2 separate regions of the Homo sapiens genome follow, and region 2 is linked to region 1. The links are chromatin contacts, found by Hi-C or POLR2A ChIA-PET in ENCODE. All regions are on one chromosome and are shown on one strand. Each heading gives the region's core, a stretch centred on a gene start or an enhancer-like site at or near the end of the contact. The rest is flanking DNA. Distances are from core to core; before and after follow the strand shown.

The links. Hi-C counts contacts between places; a loop is a spot of excess contacts on that map. ChIA-PET counts read pairs that join two places held with the same protein, here RNA polymerase II (POLR2A). Pooled maps may share reads with other maps.
Region 2: a map of mammary epithelial cell shows a loop between it and region 1 (4-fold over the local background). The contact joins two enhancer-like sites. A Hi-C loop is called at or near these places in 2 of 168 maps with a recorded cell type or tissue (gastrocnemius medialis and mammary epithelial cell) and 2 of 50 pooled maps. POLR2A ChIA-PET finds 5 or more read pairs at or near these places in 1 of 52 experiments (activated CD4-positive, alpha-beta T cell).

The regions. Positions count from the first base shown.
Region 1 is chr12:45,342,057-45,347,208 of GRCh38, forward strand. It overlaps ANO6 (anoctamin 6), which reads left to right. Exons shown (of 20, transcript NM_001025356.3): 4 at 4,966-5,031. Among named protein-coding and RNA genes, the nearest start is that of ANO6, 130 kb to the left of the region's middle. Within about 2 kb of position 1,790, at least 2 of the 41 ENCODE cell types and tissues checked have a DNase peak (open chromatin) inside an H3K27ac peak, as active enhancers do.
Region 2 is chr12:45,408,213-45,413,325 of GRCh38, forward strand. It overlaps ANO6 (anoctamin 6), which reads left to right. Exons shown (of 20, transcript NM_001025356.3): 16 at 1,145-1,275. The region is part of intron 5 of LOC105369743 (a long non-coding RNA gene); the gene reads right to left. Among named protein-coding and RNA genes, the nearest start is that of ANO6, 190 kb to the left of the region's middle. Within about 2 kb of position 1,876, at least 5 of the 41 ENCODE cell types and tissues checked have a DNase peak (open chromatin) inside an H3K27ac peak, as active enhancers do.

The DNA of each region.
Region 1 (5,152 bases), core at 540-3,039:
GAGTTGATTATTTGCCCAAACATCACAGAGCTAGTAAATGGCAGAGTCAGGATTTCCATTTTGACTCTGAATCTAGCCACTATGCCCAGGAGTAACAGGAAAACCAAAACTGCAAGAGCTACAGGGGCTGTTTGTTGGAACAAAATCCGAGAAGAGAGAGTCCCTTGAAGGTGATGAGTTGTAGCCTCAGTTTAGAAACTCCATCAAGAAGGTACATGTCTGACTTGCACTATTCAGCATGTTGCATTCATAGCTGATACAGCTGATACAACCAAGACAGAAATATTTTGTGTTTGGTATGTTTGACAGAACTGCCCTCGTGTGGGGCTGGCTCATTCTGGGCTGTCTAAGCCTCATTCCTTTTGTCATCTGGTAATTCAAATTCTGAAGCGTCCAGGAATCACTTCATGCTGTGGATGCCCCTATGCTCTCTATCTGGTGTTGGTGTACTTCAGAATTAAACTGCATCTCTCTTTCTACACCATGTCCTGTAATAGCCATAAGTAAAAGTACATGGAAAATTTGGGGGGCTCAGAAAATTTGGGGGGCTGCAGTTGCTGCACTGCAGCCATTTACACTCCTTAGTTCATTCCGGCTTAACAGGCAGTCATCGATCCACTATTCACTCAGTTTATTCATTCATCAGACATTTATTGTGTGCTTACTCTGTTATAGGCTTGTTTTAAGTGTTAATGATATCAAGATTAAAAGACACCACTGAAGTAAGGGCAGTAATTGAACAGTAGGCAGGGCCATGGGAGGATTTAATATTCTTAACATTGGGAAACATTTAAGGTGTTTTTTGGCAGAGGAGTAAGAGCAATGAAGAGAAAAATGGGAGGTATTGCCCAAGTAAGCTCAAGAAGAGAGATGAAAGGATAGACTTCTGACACCAAGAAGAGAGGTGGTGCCCAACTACTGATAGGTAGAAAGAAAGAGACTGGCAGGAATTTCCAGTGAGTGGCTGCCCTTTTCTCTGTAAGGAAGGAGGTGAGGTCACTTGCGAGCATGCTGGGCTGGAAGTTAGGTAATGAGCGTAAGGAGCACCTTAAAAGTTTGGAACAGCTCCCTAGTGGATAGCTAGGGGCCAGGAAGGAGACAGCCCAACTGTGATGGGAACCATGAATTTGTAATAAGGCCATTGAACAGAGTTACATGATTTTTTTCCCTACCAGCACTTATTGTTAAAACACTCATCAAGCCACTGGAGAAGACCCTCTTCTGACTGATTCTCCTACTCTTCTAATGAAGACATTTGTCTCCAAGAGCTAAAATTCTTGGGCCTGAGCTTTCACATGCTAACTGAAATTCATGACTGAATTTTAGAGGATACCAAAGACACAGGCATGGATCCTGCTATGACCTGCTAGTGAGACCATCTGGGTTGCCCTTTGTACAGCCTCAGGGTGAGTCATCTCCCCTGAAGGAAAGAATGTCACAGTGTCTGGTCCTTTCAGAATACTCCATCCCTCTACTGTACCATGTTTTAGGTTTTGGTCTAACACGTTTTCCCTAGTTTGCAACCACTCTGTTAGTCAGGATTCTTACTTACCAGTATCATAAATGAGCTGTAATTTAAGCAGATCAGGAGTTTATCAGAAAAATGTTAGAGAACTCACAAATTCTCCTGATGGGTTAGATAAATAAGGTTAGAGATAGGCAGCCAGAAGCAGTACCTTAAATCCTGCCACAGGAGAAAAAGCACAGTTGCTGTCCTGAGCACAGGGCTGCTGCCAGCACCGCTGGCACCACTGACTAGCAGTAGCTATGGACAGCTCCTGCCGTAACCTCTACCATCTCTGGAACTGGCATTTGCTCTCTCAGCCACCCCAGAATGTATTCTGCTTGGCCTGGCTTTGCATCACTAGCATTCAATTTGGAGCCTGGAGCCAGGTAGTCTGGTTGGCGGGGCCTAGCTCGAGTGCCAGTAGCTGAATTTCATGGGAGACCACGAAAAGGAGTGTCTGTGTTTTTATCTGCTATAATGGATGTGGGCTCTTGTAGGAGTTTAAAATGGGTGTCCATAAAGAATGACAGATGTCCATTACAGTGCCAGAAAGCACATGAATAAACGTTTCAGTCATTCTGTATCAGGAGAAAGTCTTAGGTCACTGGATGCTAAGTTTCTCTATATTTCCTCTGTAGCAGACTATTTTAAATTCTTTCAGTCTCCAGTACTTTGCAGGATGCCTGCAAAATAAAAGGCACTCAAGAAATGTTTGTAAATGAACTAATGCTTGTTGAGTATATTCTTTCAACAAATATGTGTTAGGCATTGTATTAGTTGTCACATTGCTATAAAGAACTACCCGAGACTGGGTAATTTATAAAGACGAGGTTTAAATGGCTCACAGTTCTGCAGGCTGTACAGGAGGCCTCAGGAAACTTCCAATCATGGCAGAGGAAGAAGGCACATCTTACATATCTGGAGTCGGAGGACAAGAGCAAAGGGGAGATGCTACAAACTTTTAAACAACCAGATCTCGTGAGAACTCACTATCACAAGAACAGCAAGGGGGGAAATCCGCCCCCATGATTAAATCACCCCCATCAGGCCCCTCCCCTAACATTGGAGATTACAGTTCGACATGACATTTGGGCAAAGACACAAATCGAAACCATGTCGGGCATATACTGGTGAATGCTGTCTGTGGGATCAAAATGCTTTACCCAATAATAAAGAGGTAATCAGTCAGAAATAAGGACTGGGCTCCTATGTAAGAATCAAAATGAGAGGATTAGGATTTAGAGGGAAGGAGTACTGCTTAGATAAGAAGTAGAATGAATCTGAGTCAACTTTCAAGTTCAAGTTGGGAATATGGTGGGTCAGGGGTGGAAAGTGCTGAAGAACTTCTCAGGATGAATTGCGGAGCTGGTGGGGAAGGGGACACCCAGAGGGAACAGTCACTTTTGGGGAGCGGAGTAGGAAAGCTATACCTCAAACTCTCCTTACCCCTATCTGAGTGGGGCATTTCTAGGCCATTTGCTTGTGTTTAGGGAAGTTATACCACTTGCTGGTTTCCTCTGCTACTCTATTGTATGTTCAAATTGCAGCCAATAGTTAAATGTACTATATCTGAACAGCTCTTAGAACAGTGTCTGGCATGTTTTAAGTACTGTACAACCATTTATTAAAGATATAAAAACAAAGCAATATCCTTTTTCTGATACTTCAACACAATACATCAGGGATTCCACTTGGACTCAAATGTAGCCAAATACCAGGTATATTCTTTTACTTTTTGACCTTTGGTCTTTTTCCTGCAGCTTCACCTACTTCTAGTTTATGGGATTTTTTTTATGTTCTAGGCCCTGTGCATAGCACAGCAACTCATCCCCACTCTGTCCCTTTAGAGTGGGCAGATCATGAGTATTGTTCCCTGGGTAAAGTGTCTGACTGCCAGACCCACTAGATGATCTCGACCTGGACCTAGCAGTTCCTCTCTGTCTTGTTAACTGCTGTGCTAAATATTCCACCCAGCGTTTTCAGCTGTCTTCAGTGTAAGGCTTGCCCCAAGTTACCTTTTGTCACTATTGGAAATGAAAATTCTACTTCATGTGCTTTATGTAGTTTAAATCATATCTTCACAAGACCCTAAAAAGGAAACAAGTGGGTTTTCTTAGTTCTACAGATGAAGAAAAATGAGGCATGGAGAGTTTAATTTTCTTGTCATGGGTCATAGAGTTGATGAATAATAAATCAGATTTTGAACCCAGGAAGTGTGGTTACAGAGCTCATTCTGGTCCATTTTGTGCTGCTGTAACAGAATTCCACAGACTAATTTATAAAGAACAGAAATTGATTGGCTCACAGTTCTGTAGGCTGGGAAGTCTGAGATCAAGGGGGCTGGCATCTGGTGAGGACTTTGTTGCAGTGTCACCCCCACGGTGGTGGGGGAGAGAGAGGTGGTAGGGAGAAACAAAAATGGGGCGGGGGGGTTAGAAACAAAAGGGGGCCAAACTTTTATAAGGAGCTCATTCCATGCTAATAAACTCCCTCCTGTGATAATGTCATTAATTTGTTAAGTCTGCCCTTGTGGCCTGATTACCCTTCAGTAGGCCCCACCTCTCAACACTGTTGCATTGGGGATTAAGTTTCTAACATGATTTTTGGGGGACATATTTAAACCATAGCAGAGCTTGTGTTCTTAACCTCTGTGTCTACTCATTTTCTTCATTTCACAAAGCAGTATAAACTGTTTTGTCATGAAAAGCATTCTTTTTAAAAGGTCAAACAAGTCTCCATCTTTGCATGCTTCCCTTACAACTTTGGGCACAGCTTGGCAAAAGCCTAGGCATCTAGAATTTAATATCCATAAGTGTAGTATATTCTGTATCTTTTGAAATGGCCATGTAATATAGATATCAATTTAGTTCACTATTTTTATGGATTTAGACATAGCTTCACAAACATCTCAGTCTTGCAGAGAGAAAAAAATTATCTGAATTTTGCCAAAATTGCCTGTGTTGTTTTATTGAATTTGGTCAAGATATGCAGGGATGACGCATACACATCCAGTAATTGAACCATTTGAATGTCTGGTATGGAAACCAAATTTTTAAAATCTGGAATCTTCAACTCTGAAAACTCGTATCAGTGAATAGGACTCAGAAAGCTCAATTTGTATGCTTTTATGAGCCAAAAAGTACGTGGGATTGTGTCAAAGCAGGATACTGTTATTTACCTCAGATGACTGAAACCACACCAGGACAGCCAAGGGCCTTCCAGGGTGCCAGGGCATCGAAGTACCCTCCACGGCATTCTCTTGGGGATCCAACACTTACATGTCACCAGCAGCAAGAGCTGCTTCATTTCTTCTATTCCATTTGCTTGACCAAATGCTGATGCATTTCTTTTTCAGGTCCACGCTAGTTTGATTTTGTTATTAATATTGTTTTAAAAAATGCCTTTTTCTGCCTTTGGTAAACTAAAGGTCTAACATATATTCCAACTTCTTTTGACAGAGGAAAAGACAAGCATACGAATCTAACCTTATCTGTCATGGCCTGCAGTTAGAAGCAACAAGATCAGTAAGTACTGGTCCCTTTTCAGCCCTCGGCTGACCACTGTTCTCGGGCAGCTTCGTGCCACTTGGAATACTTGGGTGACATTGGAAACATGCAGCCCTGGCCACATCTTAGTCATAGACTG
Region 2 (5,113 bases), core at 626-3,125, 66 kb after region 1:
GTCAGAGTTTGAAGTCCACACCCACATGTTTAATCAGCCAGTGTATCCAGATGTTAGATCTGTATTTGGAGTTGTTGTTATGCCTCTTCTGATGACTCCACAGGTAAACCACAAGCTGGCAGTTGCTTGAGGGGACAACAGTTCTCTATGCCACAGGTGCACACCTCATTTTACTGCCAACTCAGATTTCTTTTCCAGACAAATTGCCATAAAAAGGGGGGAAGCACTTAGCCACAAGGATTCTGAGATAGGGAAAAAAACATGACATAAAAAAGAGACAGTGGGTAGCTCAGCGGGGCAGTATCCACGGGTGGACAGAGCGCTGGGACGCAGTCCAGGCTGTTTTCTCCTAGCTCTGCACTATGACCTGGAGGAGGCGTTTCACTCCTCTGGTCCTTAAATGATTCAGCTTAAAATAGGAATTGGACCTATTTTATCTAAAGTCAGATTATGTCACTTTCCTACTTGGTGCCCTCCAATGGCTCCTCATTTCCCTCCGAGGAAAAAAATGCCCAGATCCTGACAGTGGTCTCTTATTCCTACCCTGCGTGCTGTCTGTGAACCATGGAGACCTGCTCCTGCCTCAGGGTCTCTGTCATCACCGTTCCCTCTGCCTGGGACTTCTTCCCCCAGGTTTCCCACTCCTTTGTCTCCTTCACATCCTTATTCAACATCATTCTGAAGGAGACCTTCACTGGCCACCTCCCTAGACACAAATGCAAGCACTCCCTGCCCTGCTTAGTTTTCTCCACAGCACTTACCACCAGCTCACATACTCTACCTTGTTTTCTCTGTTGATTTTCATACTGGCAAGACTATTTTGAATGATAAGGGGGAAATGAAAAAACAAACAACTGAAGTTAATCAAATAAAGGAACATGCCTTTTAAAAATTAAGCTGCCCATAGGGAAAAAGTAGGAGAAAAAAATAGTAGCAGCTGCAGCTTTGGTAAACCCTGGTGTGTAGTCCTATTTTTCAAAATATTTTGGAATAAGGAGGCAGAAATAAAAACAAATTTAGCATGCAAACAAAAAAATAGTTTATTGGGAAGATTACTTGTGCAGCTTTGAGATAGCAGCAAAATATTTTTATGACCTTGGCCTGATAATATTCGTTCTAATTTATAAATTGTTCTTTTTGGCAGCTGGATCATGAATCTAATTGGGCGATTTCACAGAGTTTCTGGATCAGAAAAGATAACCCCACGATGGGAACAGGACTACCATCTGCAGCCTATGGGCAAACTGGGATTATTTTATGAATATCTTGAAATGAGTAAGTTGTTAGTGAAGTTTTTAGTGATATAAAACATGTTAGAGTATGTTGTGGATACCAAAAGCATCTGTTATTGAGCCATATTAACATTTAGCATATTGAAATGAAGAAGAGTATGTTTTTCTCCACTAGATAAAATTATACAATCCAGCTTTCAGATAAGGTGGTCATGTATGTCTTTGTCAATATTTATGTTGTAAAAAGCTAGAAATTTATTACTGGGCAATGAAATGGAATATTCATTGAGGTACATCTTTACCATTAATTCTTTTTGTTTGTTTTTTTTGAGACAGAGTCTCACTCTGTAGCCCAGGCTGGAGTGTGGTGGTACAATCGTGGCTCACTGCAACCTCCACCTCCCAGGTTCAAGCAATTCTCCTGCCTCAGCCTCCTGAGTAGCCGGGATTACAGGCATGCGCCACCACACCCAGCTTATTTTTGGACTTTTAGTACTGACAGGGTTTCACCATGTTGTCCAGGCTAGTCTCAAACTCCTGGGCTCAAATGATCCACCCACCTTAGCCTTCCAAAGTGCTGGGATTACACGCATAAGCCACTGGGCCCGGCCATCTTTACCACGAATTCTTAAAGCATTCTAATCATGTTGTCTGAGAATGAACTCAGCAACTGTAATTAGATGTGATTCAGCTTGGCCTGGAGTCCGTGCAGGCACAGCTGTTGGCCGATACAGTTCTGAACTGAGTCAGTTAAGCAAGCCTGCAGGAGCATGCAGCTTCGTGGCAGGAATGGTCCCGGGATGCCCACTTTCACATCTCATGCCTGCCTTTGACAGCCTATTTCTTCTGGCCAGTGGTTTCTGCCTGGTTCCTTGAGTGACTTCATGGCTCATAACTGGCCTGAATTTGGAACCATTGTGCTGGTCTGGAATTAAGATTTAGCACAGGTCCTCTCTTTCCTAAATGCCTTGGTCCATTTTTATATTATTTGCTTGGACTCTTAATTCTTTTCAGTAGAACTTGATTTTGACCTCTCAGTTGCCTTTAAACGGAAGCATCTCAAAATAGATTTCCATAGGAAACACCACCTTTTGTATTATGCATGACACGCTTATATCTAATAGATGGCTAACAATTTACATGGTTTTTATCTGTGCCCTTTCAGCTAACCATTGCATTCAATTACAGTTTTTTTTAAGCTTAGGAGAATAGAAAAAGAAACACATCATTTTTGTTGACAGGCTTTGCATTTATGCACAGGGCTTTGCATGTTGGCAAAGACACCCCTTTGTGGTTCCTGTTTACAAGTCTGCAGTTAGAAGGTGGTTTTTATTAAATCACATTCTATATATAAAATAATTGCTTTTAAAAATATACATTATACATGGAAACACATCTGCTTCCTTCAATGAGTAAAAGGTTCATCTTGTGGCTTCTTTAGTCAACAGTACTTTGCAGCAGCCTGGAGCCTGTTTTGAATTTCATTTTTGCTTTGTTATGTTTTGTGACCAGGTTTTATTAAGGGTGTAGCTGCAGTACATATGTAGAAGCTGTCCTTAGTTAGTTATTATTCTGCTGATTTTCAGAAGGACTGTAAGACAATTACCTGTTGTTCAAAAATGAGTCATAATTGTAAATATTTCTTATTGGAACTATTAACAGCATTTTTAAAAATCCTGGGGCAGAATGTCATTTATTATTTTTAAAAAGTTATTTTTCTGTAGTTGATTAGTCAAATAAATGACATCAGAAGGGAAAGTTATATGGTCATGTGCTTTGGGGAGAAGTTGATAGGACTTTTAGAGTTTCATAGGCTCTTTAAAATAGTTATCAACCAAATAATTCTGCCTCATCCTGCCCTACAAGAAAGTATAGAATAACAGCTGTTATAGACAGATTTTTAGGTTTATTAGGTTGTTTTCCTGTTATCTAAATAGTATCTAATGACTTAGAAAACTTGATTTCTGAATTTCTGGGAGTAGGCAGTCTGTCACTGTGTGGGCAACAGGAGAGTGAAATCTGTGTTTTGTCCTTCTAGTCTGTGAGAGACATAATTTCCAAGTGCCTTTTGAATTGTTTTCATTTCCCTAGAAATAAACATTGAGTGCCTTTGGTATTGGTCTCACCACCACACAGTCCCCTCCTTCCCATTTCCCCATATTCCTTAACAACACCACCATCTACCTTTTAAATTGTGGCTCTAACTGCTTAAGGGAAACATCTTCCGGAAAGCAAGCCTCCAGGCTTGCTTGGCCTTGCACCCAGGCTCAACTCTCTTTCCTTCTTTCCTACCTGACAAGTCCTGCTGAGCCTCAGCTGGGCCCCTGAACTTTTCAGACAGCTTTGCTGCTCTTTTCTTCTAGGTGTTAGCAGCACCTGCTGCCTGCCGTGGTGGTATACGCTCTGTGCCTGCCTCTCTCCCCATTGCACCGAGCCCGATGGAGGCAGCTACTGCGTCCTCTGCTAGAGCGCCAGTGCCTGGAACCTTATACTCATAAACATTTAAGCAACTTGAACTTGGAGCTCCAACACACATATAAAACTGTTAGTTGATTTCACATTAACATCCTTCACCCACTTCTCACCAAGTTCTGTATGACCTGTTTGAGTGAAACGTTTTTTATTTAGTGAATTTCCCACCATCCTTTGAGATTATTGGAGTAACTCTGAGCTGTTAACCCAAATTGCTTCTCTAAGAGTGTTCCTGACTCCAAGTACACAGACACAGAACATAATAAACGTAGTTGTCTGTATTCAAACCTGGAAGCCATAAATACTGTTTTGTACTCAGTAATGTACTGCAGACACAGGTGTCCTGAGAACTTGATGAGGCCTTCCTGGTGGGCAAGTGCCATAAACAGAGTGCACTGAAGTGATGAGTGGGCCCTGTTTGTCTCTGGCACTGCCTCTTCCACCCTTGCCGTGGTACCTTGATCTCACTTTCATCTGTCTCCAAGTTAATTTTTTAAAATCTGCTAAAACAATGACCTTCATATATGATTTTCTCCATGTAATGAAGATCAGCTATTCTTCAGCAGCTCCTCGTACCCCTTTCTTTTTCTTCCTCCTATGCTGAACCCACCGATGCCTCTGCTGCACTCTCCAGGACTCAGGCCTTCTTCCCTTCATGCTCTCATCTCTGCTTGGTTCGAGCCCATCACCTGCCATGAAGTCTCCTAACCTTTGCAGGATGAGCTTTCCAAAAGGGCAACTAGGTAATTGGGAGGATTTGCAGTCCTCCAGCTCTTCATTTGTTCATTCATTCATTCACTCATTCATCCATTAAACATTTATTAAGCACTTGCTGTGCCAAACACTCTCAGTTGCTGGGGATACCAGGGCACTTGGTCCCTCCCCTCACGGAGCTCAGCGCTTGGTGCATGGTTAAGGAGAATGCTAATCAGACTTCCTTGAGCAGGTGATATTTGAACTGGATTTTGAAGGGTGAATGGAAGTTAGTTATCTAAAGTATGGTGAAGAGAATGGACATTTTGTGTGGAGAGGTGGACATATTTAAAAGTACAATAGCTTGATCAAAGAATGGCAAGTGAACAAAGGACTCACAGGTGGGAATATCAGGTAGGCAGGGGCCATATCATGATGGGTCTGGTGTGCTTAGCCTGAGGACTTGAACTTTATTCTTAAAGAAATTAGGATCCACTGGAATATTTGTAAACAAGATAACTGCATAACATTTATGTGGAATAAGATCAATCACGCAGCAGAATGGAAGATAATATTTTGGATGAGATTCGTGGTGGGAGGGAGATGATTTAGGAGGCTACAGCAGGTAACCCAGACAACAAGTGATAGGTGCCTAAATAGTGGGCATAGGAGTAGAGAGAGGGAGATGGATTTGGTAAGTGTTAAAGCGGTGAATT